Linked DNA regions of Homo sapiens: region 2 is linked to region 1. The links are chromatin loops, found by intact Hi-C in ENCODE. Cell type or tissue: tibial artery. All regions are shown on one strand. Links, peaks and the distances in the headings refer to the core of each region. The heading gives the core; the rest is flanking DNA.

Evidence for each region. A loop is a pair of places that touch in the nucleus more often than their neighbours do. Peaks named below come from ENCODE experiments on the same cell type or tissue, not always from the same donor. Only the 100,000 strongest peaks of a DNase experiment are listed, where the experiment ranks them.
Region 2: it touches region 1 in a loop (5-fold over the local background); 82 of 110 quality-filtered maps call a loop at or near these places.

The regions. Positions count from the first base shown.
Region 1 is chr18:74,181,571-74,196,025 of GRCh38, forward strand. No RefSeq gene overlaps it. Among named protein-coding and RNA genes, the nearest start is that of TIMM21, 40 kb to the left of the region's middle. In tibial artery, for the core only: no CTCF peak of the experiment used is centred there; a DNase peak (open chromatin) is centred at 10,171; H3K27me3 peaks cover 2,990 bases.
Region 2 is chr18:74,553,974-74,561,973 of GRCh38, forward strand. It overlaps CNDP1 (carnosine dipeptidase 1), which reads left to right. Exons shown (of 12, transcript NM_032649.6): 2 at 2,365-2,493; 3 at 5,350-5,499; 4 at 6,883-7,045. Among named protein-coding and RNA genes, the nearest start is that of CNDP1, 23 kb to the left of the region's middle. In tibial artery, for the core only: no CTCF peak of the experiment used is centred there; no DNase peak of the experiment used is centred there; H3K27me3 peaks cover 1,383 bases.

The DNA.
Region 1 (14,455 bases), core at 5,505-13,504:
CATTCTCAAATGTTGGCATGAATTCTTAATATTCTGAAAGAAAATGATCCTGGAAAGTATAAAATATTTACACCCTGCTGTCTGTTCTGCCTCGCTTGAGGAAAATTCTCATCTGTACACAAATGTTCTTCAGCTTTTGAGACCAGATGGCAGAGAGTCATAAAAAGACTGAAAAATTAGAAGGCGGGAAGTGGAGCGCGATGCCCAACAGAGAGCGGTCGTTCCCTGCGGGCTCAGCGTCTTTACGCTCTTCAGATGAAGGGTTTGCACCTACGAGGCAGTCTCGGTCTATCAGGCTCTGTCCATTCCTCTTCTTAATTTCATATAAATCTCCTTTCTGCCCCCTGCACATGACCCACGCCCAGGGAAAATGCCTCATTGCAAACGCTATCATCCGTTGGGGCCACTGAACAGGGGTGGGATGGCTGTCGCAGCACTGATCCCCCTGCAGGGAGGCTGACCTCATGAGGTCTGCGAGCCTCCATCACCGTCTTCTTCGCGGGCTCTGGGCTAGGAACTGCCCGCAGCCTCACTTGAAGGCCTTCTGTCTCTCACTTTCTCGGTCCATCTGACCTAATCTTGCCACTGTGATCATCACAGGCAAAGGTGTCAGGAGACCCCGCCAGCACACAGCAGCTGCGCTTGGGGCCTCCTAGGTTCACCTGGGGCAGCGGTCCCTAGCACGCGGGCCAGGTGATGCCCTTCAATCCCGAGCCAGACGCCCTCCTGCTCTTCAATATCACCTGTCAGTCGCCAAGGCCCTCCATGTGAGCTCCTCCAGAAGCGGACGCTCAGGGCTATTCGGGAGGTGATCCCAGCAAACGCCAGGAAGGGCTGGGAAGCGAGACAGGAAAGGAGAGGAAGGCAACCCAGGGTGGGAAAGCAGGGGCGGCCTCCTGGGCTGCTGAGCCTCAGCTCGGGGCCACGGGAAGACACCCTGGCACCTGCTTCCGAGCCGTCCTCCCCGGGGCCGGGCTGGGCTCTCCAGAGGGCAGCCTCGCAGGGGCTCCGCGGGACCCTCCAGCCCTGGGGCCTGGGTCAGCGGCTGCTCTACGCGAGGGTTGGAGCTGCTCTACTGAGGGGGCTTTCTCCCAGGAAAGATTTGCTCCTAAGCTTAGTTCAGCTGCACTCACGCCTCAACCTGTGCCTGACTCACCTCTCATTACAATTCATATGATAACTTAGAAAGGTTTTCTCCCAGGAGGCGGTCTGCACAGGTGACTTTCTGCTTAAGACAATCAGCTGGTCCATCAACCAGGCGGCTCAACTGGCGCCTCTGTGCTGCGTCCTCCTGAGTGCCCAGGCTCGTGAGGCTGTGCCTCCCCCTGCACCAGCTCCCTCCAACTCTCCCCCTCCTCTCCCCTGCCTCTCCCTGCATCTTCCCCACATGTCCTCCACCACTCCTCTCCCTCTCCCCATCCTCTCCCCTCCTCTCCCCCACCTCTCCCCTACTCTCCCCGACCTGTCCCCTCCTCTCCCCCACCTCTCTCCTCTTCTTCCCTACCTCTCCCCTCCTCTCCCCAACCTGTCCCTCACCTCTTCCCTTCTCTCTCCACCTCTCCCTTCCTCTCCCCGACCTCTCCCCTCCTCTCCCTCTTCCCGCTCCTCTCCACTCCTCCTCCCACCTCCCCCTACTTCTCCTCTCCTGTCCCGGACCTGCCCCCACCTCTTCCCTTCTCTCCCCACCTCTTCCCCACCTGTCCCCTCTTCTCCACTCCACCTGCCCAGCAGCACTTCCTGTTCTACACACAGATCCTCCTTTCACTGGGCAATTCAATCCCTTCTACTCCCTGGTCTCATGTTACACAGAGGAAACAAGAGCATATCTGTGCTTCATAATAGACATGAACTTAAAAGAATAAACCCCACACATGTGTGTACTAACATTCCTCTACTTATTAACACCAATAAAAATTAGGCATGCCCTAATACATTCACATTCCTTTTTGGCACATTTGAGATTAGCTTTTCTTTCCAGAGCATCCTTACAAATCCACAGGTCTGCAAATACTGACCTTACCTGAACTAAGGTTGTCATTTTCTTTTTAAGCTCGTTACTGCAATGAGACCATCAGAAGTTTCTTTATGCCAGTTCCTTTGTCGTGATATCATTGAGAGGCCCGATATATGGGATGCATTCCCTCCAAGAGCACTGTCTGGAGGGGTGGAGAATGGTGCTGGAGAGAATCATGACTCAGGCAGTGGGAGCACACAGGACCCGGAGAGGCAGTGCCATCCATTCTCCTTAGGCCACATTTCCCAAGGAAATCGGGAAAAACATTTTTTTTAAAGCTCATAATGTCACATTATGTTAATTAAAGTTAATTAAAATGGAAATGAAGTAATTTAATTTAAACAATTTAATTAAAATGTTTGAAATTTCTATTTTATTTCCACTACAACCTATCTGCTTTAATTTTTAAACCTGTCTTCAAACTGTAATTATGCCTCTTTCTCTTTAATAAGTTCCACCTTACTCATTAACCATCTTTCTGTCACAGTTTATTGAGAGTTCCATTTAAGAAGCCCATAGTGTATGTATTTGGGAAATTCAGATCTTCAAACAAAGTACACGAGCTTAGAATGTGATCTAGAAGGCACAAGCCAGTGGGTAGGGAGGTTTTGGGGGGCTAGGACCTTTCCATTTCCCTACATTATTACTGTGCCCACCACCACTTAAAGAAAGGTTCCAGGCTCACCCCTAAAGCTGCCATCTGACTTAATAAGGTCAGTCTACAAGGTATTGTTTGTCTTAACAGTAATTTAGCAAGGTCCTTTTCTTTGGTTTCCAGAAAGCCAATGTAGTAGGTTTCACTGCTCATGTTTTTTAATGAAGGGAAACGGCTTTAAGTTTTTGTAAGTCTTTGGTAACAATGGGCTAAATTTCCCCAGCAGTATTTCGGAAGACCTTCTTAACTTGCCTCATTACTCTTTAGCACATACCTATGAGCCTTGATTCTTAGAAGAATAAGAAGAAAACGCTCTTCTGGGTGTTACAGCTGGCAGACTTGAAAAGGGCAATTTACTTTCCTTTGTTTACCTCTTTTATTCACTGTTCTTCTCTAAAGAAATACAAATGTGCCAATTAGGTAGAAAATACAAATGTGCCAGTTAGGGAGAAAAGATTTGCAACACAGGTGGATTCCTCTATTCACCAAAGATTCATCTCAGTTTCTTTCCAAAAGCAAGACCCTTAACTACATTTAATTATAATTTATATATTCTAGAACAATATTCACAATCATACAGAGGCATTAATCATACAGAGGTATTAATTTTTAAAGTTCCAATAACACAAAAGGTGGAAAATGCAGGTTTGACTGGTATCCCAGGTGGTACAGTGAGCAGCTGCCATCTCACCTTTGCCAAATGCATTGGAAAACTCTCCAAGGGCCTCAAAGTGGGGCTGTAGCTTACGGTCCCTTTCAGGCCCATGAGAACCTGGGTGGGGTGGGAAAGGTGAAAAATGCATGCCTTCCTGTGTGGGACAGTAAATGTAGGTAATCTGGAATGTGTGAGGTTTGGCCTCGGGCACCTAGTGAAGCAGCGTCATTGTCTGGGGTAAATACCAGAAGTTCATTGTCTCACACCAAGGGAATCAAGGATGTGGACACACAAAAAGTGAGTTTAAAGAGCAGAGGTTTAATAGGTGAAAGAAAGAAAAGAGAAGAGCTCTGTCTCTTGCAGAGAGAGAGGGGCTCCTAAGTGGGACTTCTGGTCTGCAGCAAAGTGCACGGGGGTTTTATAGGCTGATAGACTGTCTTGAAGAGGCGGTGTCTGATTTACAAAGGGCCCAAAAATTGGTTGGACCAGGTGTGCTATTTATGTAGTGTGCAAAGAAGCTGGCCACCCCACCTTAATTTTTATTATGCAGATGTGTTCTCTATCTGGCTGGCACCATGTTGTCTGTTCCTTATTGTACACGTGGTTGACAAAGAAAAGGGAAGATAGAGCCTTCGTGTTGAATATACCTGCCCCCCAGGTAGACTTTTCCTATTGGCATAGCTGCCGGCATTCACCTGGGCAGGATTCCAGCTTGCTTATCTATGTCTGCAGCTCGATTTTAGAGGCTGCTCTTTGGTAGAAAAGAAATGATTTGGGGGCTGCTTTTCATTAAAAAGAAAACCTTACCAAGGACACGTCTACACTCACTACCTGCCTAAATCATTTCTTTTTAACTCCTATATCACTAGGGCTGCTTTGAAATACTGGAAGGATCATGAGCTCATCCTGGGACTGAGAGGGAAACTGAAATGGCAGGAAATATGAAAAAGTTTGGAAACTTTGAGTGAGGCTTGGGCAAGACTGTGTTTCCACAGCAGATTGATGTCTGGGTTCTGATTAAATACTTCTAAAATCCCCTAAGATTCTTCCAGGCAGCCAAATGGTGATTCCACTGATTCTACCATTCTACTAGAATGGTGATTGTAACTGATTCTACAGCAATAACCAACATATGTTGAACATTTAATACGGGTCAGCTGTTATGCTGACTTGCTTTTTATGCATCATCTCACAATATTTTTTAAAACAGGTGATGTCAGCACCATTATCACTTTACTTTACAGATGGAAAAATCAAGGCACCCAGTAGGAAAGCAGCCCATGCAAGGTCCTGGAGCAGTGATTTTAGAACACAGCCCAGGCTGTGGCTGTACCATGGGGGCCAGAACCCATCCTCGTCACTTTCACAATGGATACAAATGTTACCAAAGCCAAGGTGCTGACCATGCTGTTGAGATCTGCTGCATCTCTGCTGGACTTTTGTCCAGTTACTCCATCAATGTTTGAGAGAGGAATTTTATATATATATATATTTTTTTTTATTATACTTTAAGTTCTAGGGTACATGGGCACAACGTGCAGGTTTGTTACATATGTATACGTGTGCCATGTTGGTGTGCTGCACTCATTAACTCGTCATTTACATTAGGTATATCTCCTAATGCTAAAACCTCAAATCATGACGGTGGTAGTGTCTACCTCTTTCTTTAATTCTGTCATTTTTGCCTCATGGATTTTGAAGCTCTGTTATGGAGCACTTATACATTTATGATTGCTATGTCTTCCTGCTGAACTGATCCTTTCCTCATGAAGTGTCCTTATTTGTCTCTCATGATCAATTTTGTTTTGAAATGGACTTTATCTTACATTAATGAAAGATTCTCCCTGAAAGCTTGAAGGGATGAGTGATTCCTCCCTTCTCAGGCCCAGTCCCAAGGTGCAAGGCCCACTTGCGTCAGCAGCGTGTGTCAGCAAGATAGAAGCAGGAAGAGAGCCAGCAGGAAGACACCTCCCCTGGCCAGGAGACACCTCCCCTGAAGATCGAGAAAGAGGCTGTCCAGATACTATGTAGCAGTCATGTCAGACTGGGACACTTGCTGTTTACAGAGGACTATAAACCCCCCTGTCCCATCCTCAGTTGGGGCTGACACCATTTTGGGCCTTAGCCCACCTGCACTCAGGTGCTCATTAAAACAGCATGTTGCTCCACACTCCCTCGTGTTGTCTGTTGGCGCGCTCTCAGGGTTCAAACCGATACAAGAACCTTTCAGTTAATACATCACTCCAGCCTTCCTATTTGCCTCCTCTGTTTTTAATTCCTGTGTTTCCCCTTTCCTGCCTCTTTTGGCTTATTTTGATTGTTTTAGAGAATTTACTCAAGGCTGTTAACGGTGAGTCATGAAACAGATGCACTGATTCTCTACAGGTGGGAGCTGCAATTGGCACAAGCTCCAAGGTGGAGAATCTCATTATATATTAAGGGTGTCAAAACTTTTAACAACATGCTTGTCATTTATCCCAGCTGTGCCACCTCTGCACATTTATGTTTTTACAAGAAATCAGGCCAGGTGAGGTGGCTCATATCTGTAACCCCAACACTTTGGGAGGCCAAGGCGGGAGGATCCCTTGAGCCCAGGAGTTAGAGGCTACAGTGAGCCATGATCTCACCATTGCACTCCAACCAGGGTGACAGAGTGAGACATCATTTCTTAAGTAAATAAGTCAATAGATAAATAAATCATTGGTGGCCCTCCCCACCCAGGCCCCAGACTTACTTTACTTCTGCCAGAGTTGACAACAGTGTTCTTCCCACATCCTCACCTCCCGGCCTCCCTTCCTCTCTCCTCCTTGCCACTTTGTCTCTTTCCCACTGTTCCTCATCTTACTGTCTTATTGATGTAAAATTCACATTATACATTTTAAATTAATCTTAACCCTAAGAATTCCACACATTTTTTAAAAAGTTTTAGAATAAGTGATACATTCTTTGTCTTCAAACTATTTCATTATGAAATCTTAAGGCATACAAAAATAAAATCATAAACACCCATGTGCCCATCATCTAGCTTAAATAAAATTATTCCTGAGTCCCTGCTCTTCTTGACCCACTCTATTTAGGTGTTTGTTTTTGTTTGTTTGTTTTTGACAGGGTCTCACTCTGTCACTCAGGCTGGAGTATGGTGGCTCAATCACAGCTTGCTGCAGCCTCGACCTCCTGGCTCAAACAATCCTCCTGTCTCCATCTCCCAAGTAGCTGGGACTACTGATGCACCACCAAACTTGGCTAATTTTTTTTAAAAAACTTTTTGTAGAGATGGGGTCTCACTCTGTTGCCTAGGCTGATTTTCAACTACTGGCCTTAAGCTATCCTCCTGCCTTGGCCTCCCAAATTGCTGGAATTACACGCATGAGCCACTGTGCCCGGCCCCATTCAGTTTTCTTTCCTTACCATTCCTGTCCCCATACTGCTCTTTTTAAGGTCACCAGCACCCTCTGTGTAGTGAAATCCAGTTATCACGTATCTGCCAATGTTATACTTGATCTACTAGTGGTGACAGAGGCTGGTGACAACTTCTTGAGATGCCATCTGCTCTTGGCCTCCAGGGTGCTACTCTCACGGCCCTCTTCTACCTCTCTGCTGTCCTTCATCACTCTGGCCGCTATATTCTCTTCTCTCTGAACTTTAAAGGCTGGAAAACCTCATGCCTTGGCCCAAAGCCCTTTCTCTTCTTTGTCTACACTGTCTCCTTAGTTGATCTGTTTTGGTCCCATGTCTTTTAATAACATCAATATATGATTTACCTTCAGCACTGAGACTGTCTTTAGCAGCAGATTATATGACATCTCTGCTTGGATATCTAATGGGCATCTTCAATTTTTGTACATGTAAAGCAAAACATTGAATTTCTCTCACTCAGAAAATTCCCTCCTCCAGCCTTCCCCACCTTGATAAGTGGTACCACCATCCTCCCTGTTTCCACTTCAGATCTAACATTTCCACAAGTTTTACCAGCTATACCTTCCAAATATCTTCCCTTCTCATTATCTCTGTTACAGGAAAGGGGTCCCAATCCAGACCCCAAGAGAGGGTTCTTGGATCTCGCTCAAGAAATAATTCAGGGCGAGTCCGTAGTGAAAAGTGAAAGCAAGTTTATTAAGAAAGTAAAGGAGTGAAAGAATGGCTACTCCATAGAGCAGCCCCGAGGGCTGCTGGTTGCCCATTTTTATGGTTATTTCCTGATGATATGCTAAACAAGGGGTGGATTATTCATGCCTCCCCCTTTTAGACCATATAGGGTAACTTCCTGATGTTGCCATGGCATTTGTAAACTGTCACGGTGCTGGTGAGAGTGTAGCAGTGAGGTCAACCGGAGGTCACTCTTGTTGCCATTTTGGTTTTGGTGGATTTTAGCCAGCTTCTTTACTGCAAGTTGTTTTATCAGCAAGGTCTTTATGACTTGTATTTTGTGCTGACCAGGATCCTGTCTCATCCTGTGACTTAGAATGCCCTAACCATCTGGGAATGCAGCCCAATAGGTTTCAGCCTCATTTTACCCAGCTCCTATTCAAGATGGAGTTGCTCTGGTTCACATGCCTCTGACATCTCCACTGTGACCTCTCTGGGCCAAACCACCAACACCCTTTGCCTGCAGCAAGAGGGCACCTCTGGTCCTGCCTGCCTGGTCTTGCCTCTCTATCTGTTCTCCACACGGCATTGGAAGGGATGCTTTTAAAGTGTAAATTAGACCATCATTCCCCGATTTAAAACCATGAAATCAGACAGAAGCTACTGAAGAAATCACAATCCGCCTGCCCCTCTGCTGCACCTCCGGCAAAGATTTAAAATTCTTGGACAGACTCCCCTGGGTAATGACTCAGAGGAACAGTGAAGCATCCTAATTACCAGCCCAGCTACTTGTCCAAGAGCCTCCTTTGCAAATTCACAGTTTGCCTCCTTATCTTCTGTGAGGAGTCCCTAATTGGTTCTTGTTAGGTAAAAATTAAGTTGCAATTCTGGTTTGTGATGCAGCCTCTGGCAAGTCAAGCATTTTGTTTCATGTTCTACTGAATTCTCTGCAATATGTTATTTTCTACGATTCAACCTACTTCTGAGTATGCAACAAAACAGTATTTCCTACAAAGCAAGAGTTACCTTTAAGGGTTACTCTCAGGTTCTAACAGTCATTATTTGTTGAGCTTAAGGAGTTGAAAAATTTTAGTATGGTTAGAATTGAATCTATAAACTTTAAGCATTTTCCAGTGGTTCCCAAAATATAAACAACTTGCTTATTTTCCTTTTGAGTATGTTATTACCCTGCTCAGAAATATGCTGTGGTATCAAATTTCCTCTCAAAGTCAATTTGCAACACTTAAACTCATACTTCTAACATTCTCTAATGCCTTCTCCCCTACATAATTGTGTATTTCCCATAACACTCTGTCTCGGAGACAGCTACGATCCAGCCAGCACATTCATGCGCCATCTCTCACCGTGCAGTAGACTGCTGCCTTCTCCACCCCAGAATACCAGGCCTCCAGCCAGACTGATCACCCTCTTTGTATTTTAAACATAAAACTCATTCCAACTTTCAAATCTATGTTTCAAAAAGTGCCTTCCCTGGATGATCTCTCCTCTCAGGACTCTTCTGATTGCTCCAGCAACCATTTTAGCAGGTATACCTGCAAAAATGCTTTGTCTCTGTGTCTCTGTCTGTGTCTCTGTCACACACACACGCACACACACGCACACATGCACACACACACATCTCTAATATCTAAGACAAACACACATGTTCTACTCCAAAGAGTGAATTGTAAGTCAACCAAAACTGGGGTCATGGTGGGGGTGGATATAATGCTTCTATTTCCAAGATCATAGAATTATTGATGTGGAAATAATTACGAAGTCATCATTCTATGCTGTTTAACTCATCATGATAACAGAAGAAGGAGCAACATAAATACCAACCAGAGCTTTTCCAATAATTTAGACTCTCAATCTGCAACCACAGGGCCCTATGAGATGTGCTATTAATGCCTCCCTCTGTCCGAGGAGGAAGCTGAGATTCAGAGAACTGGTGGAGCGGCTGTTACAGGTCACTCAGCAAGTAGTCCAGGTTTGCTGATCCTCCCCATCCATGCTCTTCCTTACCCTCGATGGATGGCTCTTTTTCTTTTTTTTTTTTTTGAGATTGCGTCTCGCACTGCTGCCCAGGCTGGAGTACAGTGGCACGATCTCGGCTAACTGCAACCTCCACCTCCCAGGTTCATGCGATTCTCCTGCCTCAGCCTCCTGAGTAGCTGGGATTACAGGCACACACCACCACACCCAGCTACTTTTTTGTATTTTTAGTAGAGATGAAGTTTCACTATGTTGGCCAGACTGGTCTCGAACTCCTGACCTGGTGATCTACCTGCCTTGGCCTCCCAAAGTGCTGGGATTACAGGCATGAGCCACCGCACCTGGCGATGGATGGCTCAATTTTAAAAACATGTAGTTGCAATTCTAACCATCAAAATCATGGAAAACATTTCACAATCAGAGAAGGCTAAGAGGCTAAACACCAACATCCTCAAAAAATGGTGAAAATAACTAATAATAAAAGCCATAAGGAAGTAAAGCTCTTTCTAGCGATGCCATAGACTAAAATTTCCTTCCTTCATTCCACAAACTTTGAGTTCCTACTTCGCACCAGGCTTTGGGTTAAGCCCAGGGGATAGAAAGACGAGAAAGAGTCAGTCTCTATGATGGAGGAAACGGCACATTACAGTGGGGGCAACATTTGAGCACCTGGCAGTTAACACCGAGTGTGAAACATTCCCCAGGGCGGGCAGGGGAGTAAACACAGACAGGGTGCCGACAGCCAAGCTGCATGTCCAAGGGGCCAGAGCAATGTGGGTGGCAGGAAGGGGACATTTCAGGTGGGAGGTGCGGCCTGTCCAAAGGCCGATGGAAGGGAGCTGGAGCCAGGCACGCAGTGCAGCGGCACAGGCTGCAGGGCGTGTGGCCGCCCCCATGTACGCTCAGGCGCCATACCTGGATGCACCATGCCTCTTAGGTGCCACCTTGTCGTTATGACAATTTTTAACATTATTATTATCATTTTGTTAACCCCAAAGATGGCATTTTAAAATATTTATAACAGTTTTCTGGCAGATAGCAGTAAAAGGTGTTGTTTTAACAAAAAATTAATGTATTATGACAACTTTCTGATGATAGAAATAAAGCATATTATTCTACAAGGACTGATATACAATATATACATATAGAGAGAGAGAGAAAAGTTCTGCTTCAAGTCACAAAACATAACTTTGGCAAATCAAAAGATTTGATCAGCAAAATATTTTAATGATAATCAAAATGTTTTATTGATATAATAAGATCTAAAATAGCCCAGGTTTCTAAACAAGAGCTGCAATTCTAGCTGATGTACTGATCAGCAAACATTTTAAAACATAAAAAGGAACCCCCGGCCGGGCACTGTAGCTCACGCCTGTAATCCCAGCACTTTGGGAGGCTGAGGCAGGCGGATCACCTGAGGTCAGGAGCTCGAGACCAGCCTGGCCAACATATAGTGAAACCCCATCTCCACTAAAAAATACAAAAATTAGCTGGGCATGGTGGCACACACCTGTAATCCCAGCTACTTCGGAAGCTGAAGCAGGAGAATCGCTTGAACCTGGGAGGCAGAGGTTGCAGCGAGCCAAGATCGTGCCACTGCACTCCAGCCTGGGCAACAGAGCAAGACTCTGTCTCTCAAAAATAAAAATAAATAACTAAAAAGGAACTCCTATTGCTATTAGATCACTTGATAAAGTTAATGTTTGCCATTGTATTCCTTATGGGTATTTACCAGAATGGTATTGCTGAGATGACAATTTAAGCCTTCTATTTCTTTCACTGTGACATTTATTATTACTGTGCAATAATATATTTGTTTGCCATGATAACCCACAATGTAAGAATTGCATATAAATAAGTTTGATATATTACATAATAATGCATAAATGTAGCAATTGTTTATAGTTATATAATTTTCATCAGAATGATAGACGTTGCTAAAATTTAGATGCTTCTTGCCTATTTTTATGTCACTATTTCTAAGACAAAATACTTCTTAGATGTCAGAAAATAAAACTTAGAATCAGCAAATTAAAAAAACTGAAATCTATGAGAGAAGAAAATGAGGGAAAAATGTATTATTGAACAAATTCTTGGAGGTAAATAAAATGTCAGAAAAAGGGAACAGACTTAAAGCTCCTACGTTTCCGTGGAATGTCGCAGTCACCACACCAGGGACACACAGTGTTGAGTTTACTACCATCTACCTCCTTGTCAGCTGCAATTTCACAAGTTGCATGAAATACTGGAAAAGGTGCTATTATCATAGACTTCAAAGCATACAGACTACTATTATTTTGACTTTTAACAGGCACATAAAATAAATCGAAGGCTTTATTTTCTTTAGCTTTTTACAAGAAAAAACCATTAACACATGGGGATAGCAAAAGCAAAGCAACAGCTGTTCATTCAATGCATATTCTATATTCACATCAGGCATAGTATTCTATGCCAAATTAGTATGTAATAAATATGAAAAAAGCAGAGGGTAGTATTTTAAAAGCTGTTTTTCAGCAACATCAAATCTCCTACTGCCTTGGCCGGCATGTAAAGAATATAGGAGAATCTAGGACAAGGATTCTCCAACTGAGCACAGCAAACAGCATTAGTGCGCAGAGGTTACTCCAAGAGGCACAGAGACAAGGAAGGTCACACTCACTACTGTCCCCTCCACCAACCCCCCTCCATCACCCCCCTCCATCATCCCCCCTCCACCACCCCTCTTCCATCACCCCCACTCTGCCACCCCCCCCACCACCCCCACCCTCCCTCCATCACCCCCACTCATCCATCCCCCTCCACCATCCCCCCCTCCACGTGGATGGCTTCCATCAGCAGTTTCTCTCCTTCTTCAGGAGGCATTCCATGCAAAGGCAAGCACGAAGGCTTCCTTTCTCCTTCTTGACTGTACCCGCTCCTTGCCCCTTGCTTTTAACTTTGGATTGTTATTGGAGATTGCTCCATGGAAGCCATCCCATTCCCGTCACCAGCTGCCTCATGGTGCTTTGTCTGAACACATATCCTGTCCCTATCAGAGGTCTTTGCCAGCCTTCTGCTGTTCGAACGAAGTTGGATTGGTTGTTTCAGCTTTGATTTCTCTGCAAACGGCGAGGCTGCCCACTGTGCCAAGGCTCTGTTCCCAATGCCACCTACCAGCAGCTGCTTCCTCCAGGCCCTGGCCCTCTTGCTCCACTGGCTACTACCTAATCCTTAGTGTGGCCTGAGGAGTCCTGGAGAGGAGGAGGCAGCACCACTGTCCTCTGTTCTGCCACCTTAGCACTGAAAATCCCGGGGGGAGTTTAAAGATAACATGTCCTCCCCTGCCTCTTCATCATAGTTGAAAACCTCTCACCTAAAGTCAGAATCATTTTGAGGAAAAAAAGAAATATTATAGTAAGAAGAAATAATAATGTTCTTCACATTCCTTAATGAATTTTTTCATTGTAGATGGGCAAAGACTTGGAAAATCTCTTCTTTCAAAAAGATTTGGAAGTGGCATAGAAATATTAACATCTGAGGAGTGGCTGGGACTGCTAAGGGAGATGGTAGAATGAGAAGAGGAGAAGATCAGAAAGGAAAGGAATCAAGGTGTCCACAGGGCTGAGAAACTCACTACAGGCTCTTGGGAAGGATCTGTTTCCTTGCTCATTTGGGTTACAGGCAAATTCAGTTCCTCAAGATTGTAGGACTGAGGTCACTGCTTTCTCACTGGTTGTCATCTGGGGCCATTCCCAACTTCTAGAGGCTGCCACACTCCTGGGCTCTTGGTCTCCTTCCTCCATCTTCAAAGCCAACAGCAGTGGGATGAGTCTTTCACACTGAGAATCCCTCCTCCTCCTTTCATCTCATCTGCCTGACCCAGCCAGGAACGACTATGTGCTTCTAAGGATTCACAATGATGATGAGATAAGGTATGAACTTTGCCAAGAATCAGGTTCTTGAGTAAGCAACAGCAGCATCTGTTTCAAAATCCAGCTCCCCCAGCTACAGAGGCTGGGCTCTGACCCACACAGAAGCACTGCTCTCTCTCTCTCTCTTTTTCCCCCAACAGGGTCTTGCTCTGTCGCCTGGGTTGGAGTACAGTGGTGCCATCTCGACTCACTGATGCCTTGGCCTCCCAGGCTCAAGCCATCCTCCCACCTCAGCCTCCCAAGTAGCTGGACTACAAGTACGTGCCACCACGCCCAGCTATTTTTTTTTTTTTTTTTTTTTTTTTGTAGAGACGGGGTCTCACTCTGTTGCCCAGACTGGTCTTAAACTCCTGGTATCAAGTAATCCTCCCACTCCGGCTTCCCAAAGTCCTGGGATCACAGATGTGAGCAACAATGCCCGGCCAATGTTGCTCTCTTAACAAGCTCATTTTGGGCAAAGAGGAAACAGTGCCATGCCAGACCACAGTGGAGACTGGGGCAAAGGAAAAACCAGTATCTCTGATCGTGTCTTTACTGCAAGTGTTGACATTTTGTTAATCCTGGATATTCTGCATGGATTTTGATTTTAAAAAATATTTCTTTAAAGTATTATTTATCCAGGCCAGGTGCAGTGGCTCATGCCTGTAATCCCAGCATTTTGGGAGGCCAAAGCAGGTGGATCATTTGAAGTCAGGGGTTCGAGACTAGCCTGGCCAACATGGTGAAATCCTGTCTCTGCTAAGAATACAAAAATTAACCAGGTGGTGGTGTGCGCCTGTCATCCCAGCTACTTGGGAGGCTGAGTCAGGAGAATTGTTTGAGCTCGGGAGACAGGGGTTGCAGTGAGCCAAGATTGCGTCACTGCACTCCAGCCTGGGCAACAGAGCGAGACTCTGTCTCTCTCTCTCTCTCTCTCTCTCTCTCTCTCTCTCTGTATATATATATATATATATATATATATATATATATATATATGTGTGTGTGTGTGTGTGTGTGTGTGTGTGTGTGTGTGTATAATTTATCTTGATGACTGAGTTTTTGTCACTTCCTTTAAATTGGGTGCCCAAAGTGAGTCCTCCTCTTGCCTCCCCGAGTGCCAGAGCCCTGAGAGAAAATAAACCATTGCTGAGGAATCCAGG
Region 2 (8,000 bases), core at 1-8,000, 370 kb after region 1:
CTCTTTGGTTGGGTCCTCGGCCACTGTGAGGCTCCCAGTCCCTGATGACAGCTGAGGAAATTCAGGCTCAGAGAGGTACCCGAAGGAGTACAGCTGGGATCTGGCAGGGCTGAACTTGGTGTTGGCCCTCCTGACTATTAGGCCTGTGGTCTCCCCGTGATGCCACCCCGACTGCACTGCTTTATCCACATGCCCTCTTCCAGCATTGACTCTCACTCTGCCACTTTGTTTTGTGAACACAGGTTCTCTGTGGTCACTCAGATTTTATGCCAGCTGAATCCTAGCTGAAAAGTTCTTGAAGCCTGAACATCCCTGTAGCATTTCAGTGCTGATCTGACAGAAGGTAGAACAGCCTGGGAGTGGCTTTCCTTTTGGGCATGGGATGGATTGACCCCAGGTGCTGAGTGACACTCTGGTTAGGGAGATGCACTCTTTATTGCCGTCTGGGACATTTTCAGTAGGACCAGATGTTTTGTTGGAAGTGAATTCCTAGAAGAGACAGAACACAGCTCCCTGTGCACAAATTCATTTCAGATGCACTGTGCAATGTGTTGGGGGGCTCGTCAGTTTGGATGCTCCCCAGCTCACCTTCACTCTATGGGGGCTTGAGGCCAAGGGATGGGCAGGAGCATGGAGGAAGATTCAGCAATGCATTTGGGAACACATGGGAAGTGATGGAGGGGCCCTGCATGGTACCCCAACAAGGGAGGAGGTCTGGTGGGAGAAGCAGGTGGGCTCCACCATGTAAGACCTGGGAGCCATGGGGATATTTGCTTTACCCCAAGGGCAATGGGACCTCTTGGAAGAGTTAAAACAGGGAGTCTTGCGATCTGCCCCACCTTTAAAAAGATCACCCAGGCTGCTTTGTGGAGGGTGGATTAGAGGAAGCCATGAAAATGACAGAATGAAAAGTGAAATATTCAACCAACTGCTTTTCAAACAGCCTTGCAGATGCTCCATTGTAAAATAAGCAACATCGGCGGGGCCACACCCATGATGAGCGTCCTCTCAAGGATGCTCTTGAGCACATCTCTCTCTCAAGGTCTCGGGGATGGCACTGAGACTTCACCAGCCTAGTTCCCCTTGTTCTCCCCGCAACCCCTGCTCACCTCCACCTACGGAAAGGTGGGCATTTGAAGAATCATAGATTAAACAAGTCAGAATTTGATAACGTAAAACATCTCAAACATTTAAAACAATAAAAGATGGGATTCCAGAGACAAAAATAACAGAGACAGGCTGGGTTAAACTCTCCCCTCCTTCCTCCTGCTGCAGGAGGGTGGGTTTGGCTTCTAAAGTGGAGCCCAGCTGGTCTCCTGGGGATAGCTGGTGGCTTTCCTAGCCAAGAACCTGACGTAGGCGGTCTGACCAAGGGCTGCAGCCCCCTTGGCCCTTCCCAGCCCTCGCTCCCTCCCTCCTCTTCTCCAGCCCGCCTCTGATGGCTCGGGCTGCACTGGGGGAGATGTTGCTGATGGCCCCTCCAGATGTGCAGGTGGCCCCTGGGTCTGATGCTGGCAGCTCCCACTCCAGACAGGGCTCTGGGGGGCCTCTGTGAAGGGGTGACCTTGCCCACTTTGCCACAGGACCTTCCTGTCAGGGGTCAAGGAGGAATGCTGGCTCTTAGGCTCCCAAGGACACCCAGGTGGAGTCATCCCAGAGGTGGACGGGCTGGGGAGACTGAGAAGGGGTCAGGGAGGGGAGAGGAGGGAGGAGACAGGGTTGTGGTTGGGTCTCTCAGAGATGGGGTTGCACCATGTTGGCCAGGCTGGTCTTCAACTCCTGACCTCAAGTGATCCGCCCACCTCGACCTCCCAAAGTACTGGGATTACAGGCATGAACCACCACCTCAGACGTTTTTCTTCCTTTCCTGTTAAAGTACTGTGATTTCAGGAGCCAGTGGAAAGAAACCCCACAACACTGGATTTTAGGCATTGCTCAGAAATTCTTTTGTCTAATAGAGCAGTTCATCACACATGGAAGATTTTTGCGTGTTTGTTTTTGGTTCTACCTTACTCTTTTCTCTCTTGTAAAGATCACCCTTCACTCCTGGGCAGCAGAACTGGGCCTCCCCAAGGGGCCAGGAGGAAACACCTTATCCTAGGAATAAACGGAATGATGTTATTTAAAGATGAGCTTGTTAACTTGGTTTTTGTCTTATTAAAATTCTTTAGCATTGGAAATAAAGTGTTTGGGGAAGGACGTAGCAAAAAATACATGTTTGGTTCTACCGCCTTGTGTTATTTTATTCCGACTGACTGGAGGCAGCTGTGTGAGGTAACAGACCTTCTTGAGGAATTTGGAAGGTCCGAAGTCCAGCAACTGGCATTGATTTTCATTCGTTCCTCCCATGTCAAACCCTTCCAGGCTGCGTCCCTGCTGGCTGTGCTGCTGCTGCTGCTGGAGCGCGGCATGTTCTCCTCACCCTCCCCGCCCCCGGCGCTGTTAGAGAAAGTCTTCCAGTACATTGACCTCCATCAGGATGAATTTGTGCAGGTAGGAGAAAGAAACTACACAACTACACACAGAATGCTTGGATTATATCCTTTGGTATTTGGGTGAGACAATTATTTGCTTGGAGATGTGGATTTTTTTGCCTAATTCCATTTAAAATGCCTATGACTGCTCATTGGGTTAAAAATCTTCAGTATTCATTAGACAGATGGACGAGATCCCTCCTAGCCATTCCTCCTGTAAAGGGCACTGGGTCTTCATATCCAGCACACTTGGTCCAGGGATGTCCACACAGAGATGACCAGCACCTCCGCTGAGCTCAAGTCTGCCCTGGTCCATCAGGTCGCCCATTCCTAATGCCACCTGACGTTATTGTAAGGCCTGGGCAGAGCTGGGGAGCCAGGGAGCTCTGCAAAGTTCAACAGCAGCGTTGTTTGTTTTGTAGCATGTGTGCAACAGGCACTTTATCTCCTTCATTCATTCATTCATTCAATTTATTTATTTGTTTTGAGACAGAGTCTCGCTCTGTCACCCAGGCTTGAGTGCAGTGGTGAGACCTCGGCTAACCTCAACTTCCCAGGTTCAGGTGATTCTCCTGCCTCAGCCTCAGCCTCCCAAGTAGCTGGGATTACAGGCACCTGCCAACACACCTGGCTAATTTTTGTATTTTTTCAGTAGAGACGGGATTTCCCCATGATGGGCAGGCTGATTTTGAACTCCTGACCTCAAGTGATCTTCCTGCCTCGGCCTCCCAAAGTGCTGGGATTGCAGGTGTGAGCCACCATGCCTGGCCCTCTTTTTTTCTGTTATTTTTTGAGACAGGGTCTTGCTCTGTCACCCAGGCTGGAGTGCAGTGGCACAAACACAGCTCACTGCGGCCTCGACCTCCTGGGTTCAAGTGATCCTTCTGCCTCAGCCTCCCAAGTTTATAATCCTCTGCTTTACCCCTAATTCACTATACAGGGTCTATACATATACAGGTTGGGAGTGGGGGTAAAGTAGAGGGAGGATGAGGAGGAATGGCAAAAAGAGGGAGGCCTGGGGAGCAGGAGGAGACAGGAGGAGGCATGGGAGAGCAGGAGCTTGCCGGAGCCCACAGACTCACCAGCTCCTCCCCACCCCCACTCTCCTAGGCTCTCTTGTCCCCTCTGTGGCCATCCGGTCCCATCCCTACACACCCCCATATATGTATCCCCACACACCCCCACACATGTGCACACTGATGTGTTGTTGTCTGTGTTCACCAGACGGGGAGCTCCTTGAGGTCTCCCTGGACTTTGTACCCCAAGCCCCCCACATCATGTCTGGCACAGGACAGGCATTCAGTATACATTTATTGGATCAATCAACCAATTTTGGGAATATTATGCAATTAGGCTAAAGGCACGAGGCTGAATGCCCAGCCTACTGTTCCTAAATCTGACCTTCATGCAATCCTTCTTCTTACTGAAATATTAACTAGGCATCAATGCCTCTTGGATTTTTGAAACCTGAGTGGGGTTTCCAGAATCAGTGTGTGGTGGGGATTTAATCCTGGTTTAGGCCTTTCAGCCAAAACATCTCTTCCTAAGTCCCTCAAACATACCCAAATCCACTGAACTTATGGAGAAGCCAGCAGTCTCTGCTCTGTAAATTCCAGTTTAAAAATGTCAAACACAATATTCCTAAGGGTTAGATAAATGCCTTCATAATAAAAATAAAAGCTCTACAACCAGAATAGAGAGATCAAACTCAAATAAGTCAGGAAGAGAAGTCCAAGATCAGTAAATCTGTGTAGTTTTTCATAAAAATGCTGATTGTCTCAGTATGAGCCACTCAGGTTCCAACACAGGCATGTGAGTGGTTCTTATCAGTCATTCATACCAGCCAGCGCTGCTGGAGTGGCTGCCAGGTGCTGGGCACTGTGCACACGTTACCTCAGTGGTCCTCACCATCACCCTATAGTTAGGGAGCATTACTTTCTTTTTCTTTTTTTTTTTTTTTTTTTTGAGATGGAGTCTTGCTCTGTCACCCAGACTGGAGTGCAGTGGCACGATCTTGGCACACTGCAAGCTCCGCCTCCCAGGTTCACGCCATTCTCCTGCCTCAGCCTCCCAAGTAGCTGGGACTACAGGCGCCCACCACCACACCTGGCTAATTTTTTGTGTTTTTAGTAGAGATGGGGTTTCACCACGTTAGCCAGGATGGTCTGGATCTGCTGACCTCGTGATCTGCCCACCTGTGCCTCCCAAAGTGCTGGGATTACAGGTGTGAGCCACCGCACCCGGCTGGGAGCATTACTTTCTCATGCAGATGAGAAAACTCAGGCTAAGGGAGGTTAAGGAATACATCCAAAGTCACATAGCTATGACAGGCTGAGTTTAAGCCCGAGGTCACAGTGCCTGTGGGATCCTAGAGGCACAGGGAGGGGCAGGCCAGGGAATCTAAATGCAGAGCATGTTAGGAGGGACCTGCAGCCCAGCAGAGGCCCCTGTGGGGTTCAGTCACGGCTTGGAGGCTTCCAGGACCAGGTGTGGGAAGCCAGGAGTCCTGGAGAAAGCTGAGAACCCACCAGCTCCTCAGTTCTTAATAATTAGAAACAGTGGGTGGGGACTTGCCCTCCTGTACAGCCCTGGTGAACGCAGTGAGGACCCAGACCATCACCTTTCTCCCAGCCCGTCCTGCCTGACCTTCTATACTAACCAGGCGCCTCTGGCTTCTGGGTTCCTGATTAAATCCCCAGCTCTTCTGTCTGTTACTCTTAAATGTCACAGTGTTCACTGGCACTGTCATAGGTCCTCAGGTCCTTGATCAACAGAAAAGTACCTGGGGACTCGCTGTCTCCTGCCCTCCCTTCGCTCCCCCCGCAGAGCAGATGTGGGACCCCAATGCTAATGGCCTGCTTGCTCTTCCTCCTAGACGCTGAAGGAGTGGGTGGCCATCGAGAGCGACTCTGTCCAGCCTGTGCCTCGCTTCAGACAAGAGCTCTTCAGAATGATGGCCGTGGCTGCGGACACGCTGCAGCGCCTGGGGGCCCGTGTGGCCTCGGTGGACATGGGTCCTCAGCAGGTGCTGTACGATTCCCTCCCACTGAGGGAGGTGCTACTTCTAGACGTCAGTCATGCCTTCCCGGGGGTGGCAAGGGAGAGGCTCACCCTGATCCTCAACCACAACCCCCCATAACCCCAATTCCCAATGAAGATGAAACATTCCCCTGGTCTCAAATGAAGCCGTGTTATTGCTTTCCAGTCTTGTCAGGACTCTGGGGAGGGGTTGGCTCTTAGAAGCCAGTGCAGATGACAAGTGAAGGTCACCTTATCATGGAAAGGACCCCCTTGTACTTTTCATTTCCTGGACACAAAGTTCAAATTTCTCCTTTAAGGAAAAGGAAATTGTCCTTTTCTTTAAATTCATATGCATCTTTCTCAAAGGGGTTGTATCTGGAGCTGCATTTTTTTCATCAGAACCATCTCTTAGAACTCTACTCCATCATGAATGTCTTAAATCTAAGCACCCGCTGCGCTTACTTTAGCACTGAGGAACCTCAGGATCATCCATGTTTTCTAGGATTTGTCCACCTAATTTAAGCCAGTTGTCATCTGCATTCTTTTTTTTTTTTTTTTTGAGACAGAGTCTTGCTCTGTAGCCCAGGCTGGAGTGCAGTGGTGCAATCTCAGCTCACTGCAACCTCCGCCTCCCAGGTCCCAGTTCAAGCAATTCTCCTGCCTCAGCCTCCCGAGTAGCTGGGATTTCAGGCGTGCACCACCACACCCAGCTAATCTTTGTATTTTTATTAGACACAGGGTTTCACCATATTGGCCAGGCTGGTCTTCAACTCCTGACCTCGTGATCCACCCGCCTTGGCTTCCCAAAGTGCTGGGATTACAGGCATGAGCCACCGTGCCCGGCCCGTCTGCATTCTTGCTGAAGAGGACATTCAGCTAATGATGCTAATTGTCAGTGTGGATCTAAAGAAGCACTTTACTTTTGATTAGGTTTTATATCTTAATTAAAAGTGTCTTGGCTGGGTGTGGCATCTCACACTTGAAATCCTAGCACTTTAGGAGGCTAAGGCGGGCGGATTAGTTGAGCCTGCCCAGCTGGTCAGCCTGGGCAACATGGCAAACCTATCTCTACCAAAAATACAAAAAGGTAGCCGGACATGGTGGTGCACGTCTGTAGTCTCAGCTACTTATGAGGAGGCTGAGATGGGAGAATCACTTGAGCCTGGGAGTGTGCCACTGCGCTCCAGCCTGGGCGACAGGAGTGAGACCTGTCTCCAAAAGAAAAGAAAAAAGAAAAAAAAAGTGTTTCATGGGACTCATTTTAGAGATGGAGAAACTGATGCTCAGTTTCTCCCAATGTCAAACAAGACTCCCAATGTCATGTCTTTGAATTTTCTGGAAGAACAACACAGCATTTTTGAAAATGTGATTCCTGATCATTCTGCAGCTGCCCGATGGTCAGAGTCTTCCAATACCTCCCGTCATCCTGGCCGAACTGGGGAGCGATCCCACGAAAGGCACCGTGTGCTTCTACGGCCACTTGGACGTGCAGCCTGCTGACCGGGGCGATGGGTGGCTCACGGACCCCTATGTGCTGACGGAGGTAGACGGTCAGTGAGGCGCCCGGGCTACAGTGCGGTGCTGCTGTGCTTGCAAGATTGAAGGGGTGAAGATGAGGCTCTGTCCCTGGGTTTTGGGTCTCTCCCTGTCATTAAGAATGCATAGGCCGGGTGCGGTGGCTCACGCTTGTAATCCCAGCACTTTGGGAAGCCAAGGTGGGTGGATCATTTGAGATCAGGAGTTCAAGACCAGCCTGGCCAACATGGCAAAACCCTCTCTCTACTAAAAATACAAAAAAATAGCTGGGCATGGTCGTGGGCGCCTGTAATCCCAGCTACTTGGGAGACCAAGGCAGAATTGCTTGAACCTGGGAGGCGGAGGTTGCAGTGAGCTGAGATCACACCACTGCACTCCATTCTGCTTGGGTGACGGAGTGAGACTTCATCAAAAAAAAAAAAAAAAGAATGCACAGAGAGGCGGCTCTCAAAGTCTACCGATCGGTTCACTGAGGCTGGTTTTCTTTCATTTGTGAAAAAAACGGTAAACTTTTGTGTCCCTGGATGGAGGTTCTTGAGTTGTGAGGAAAACAGTTGTCTAGGCCACACACTTTCGTTTTGAACAGTATCAAATGTAATTCGCCTTTTATAAAGAAAAAGAAGAAAGGTTAATAGAGATATACACACATCTTTTTTTCATTCTTCTACTAACTGTAAAATCCCCAAATGAGAGGCTATGCCACGTGGCACTCTGCAACAAATCCCCGGTGGGTCTCTCCGGTGAACTTGGATAAAATAGCTAATTATTATTAAGGACAATGGGATCTGTATTGCAAATTAGCTTATCTTATCTGACTAGCTGATGACTGTACTATTTGTCAGGGAAGAGATCCAAGGATCTCTTATGTACAGTCTTATTTGTACATAAGAAATCATACTTTGCAATTTCATGCAAGATTTGAGCCTGCAATATTATTATAGAAAGCACTGTTAACATCAGTACCCATGA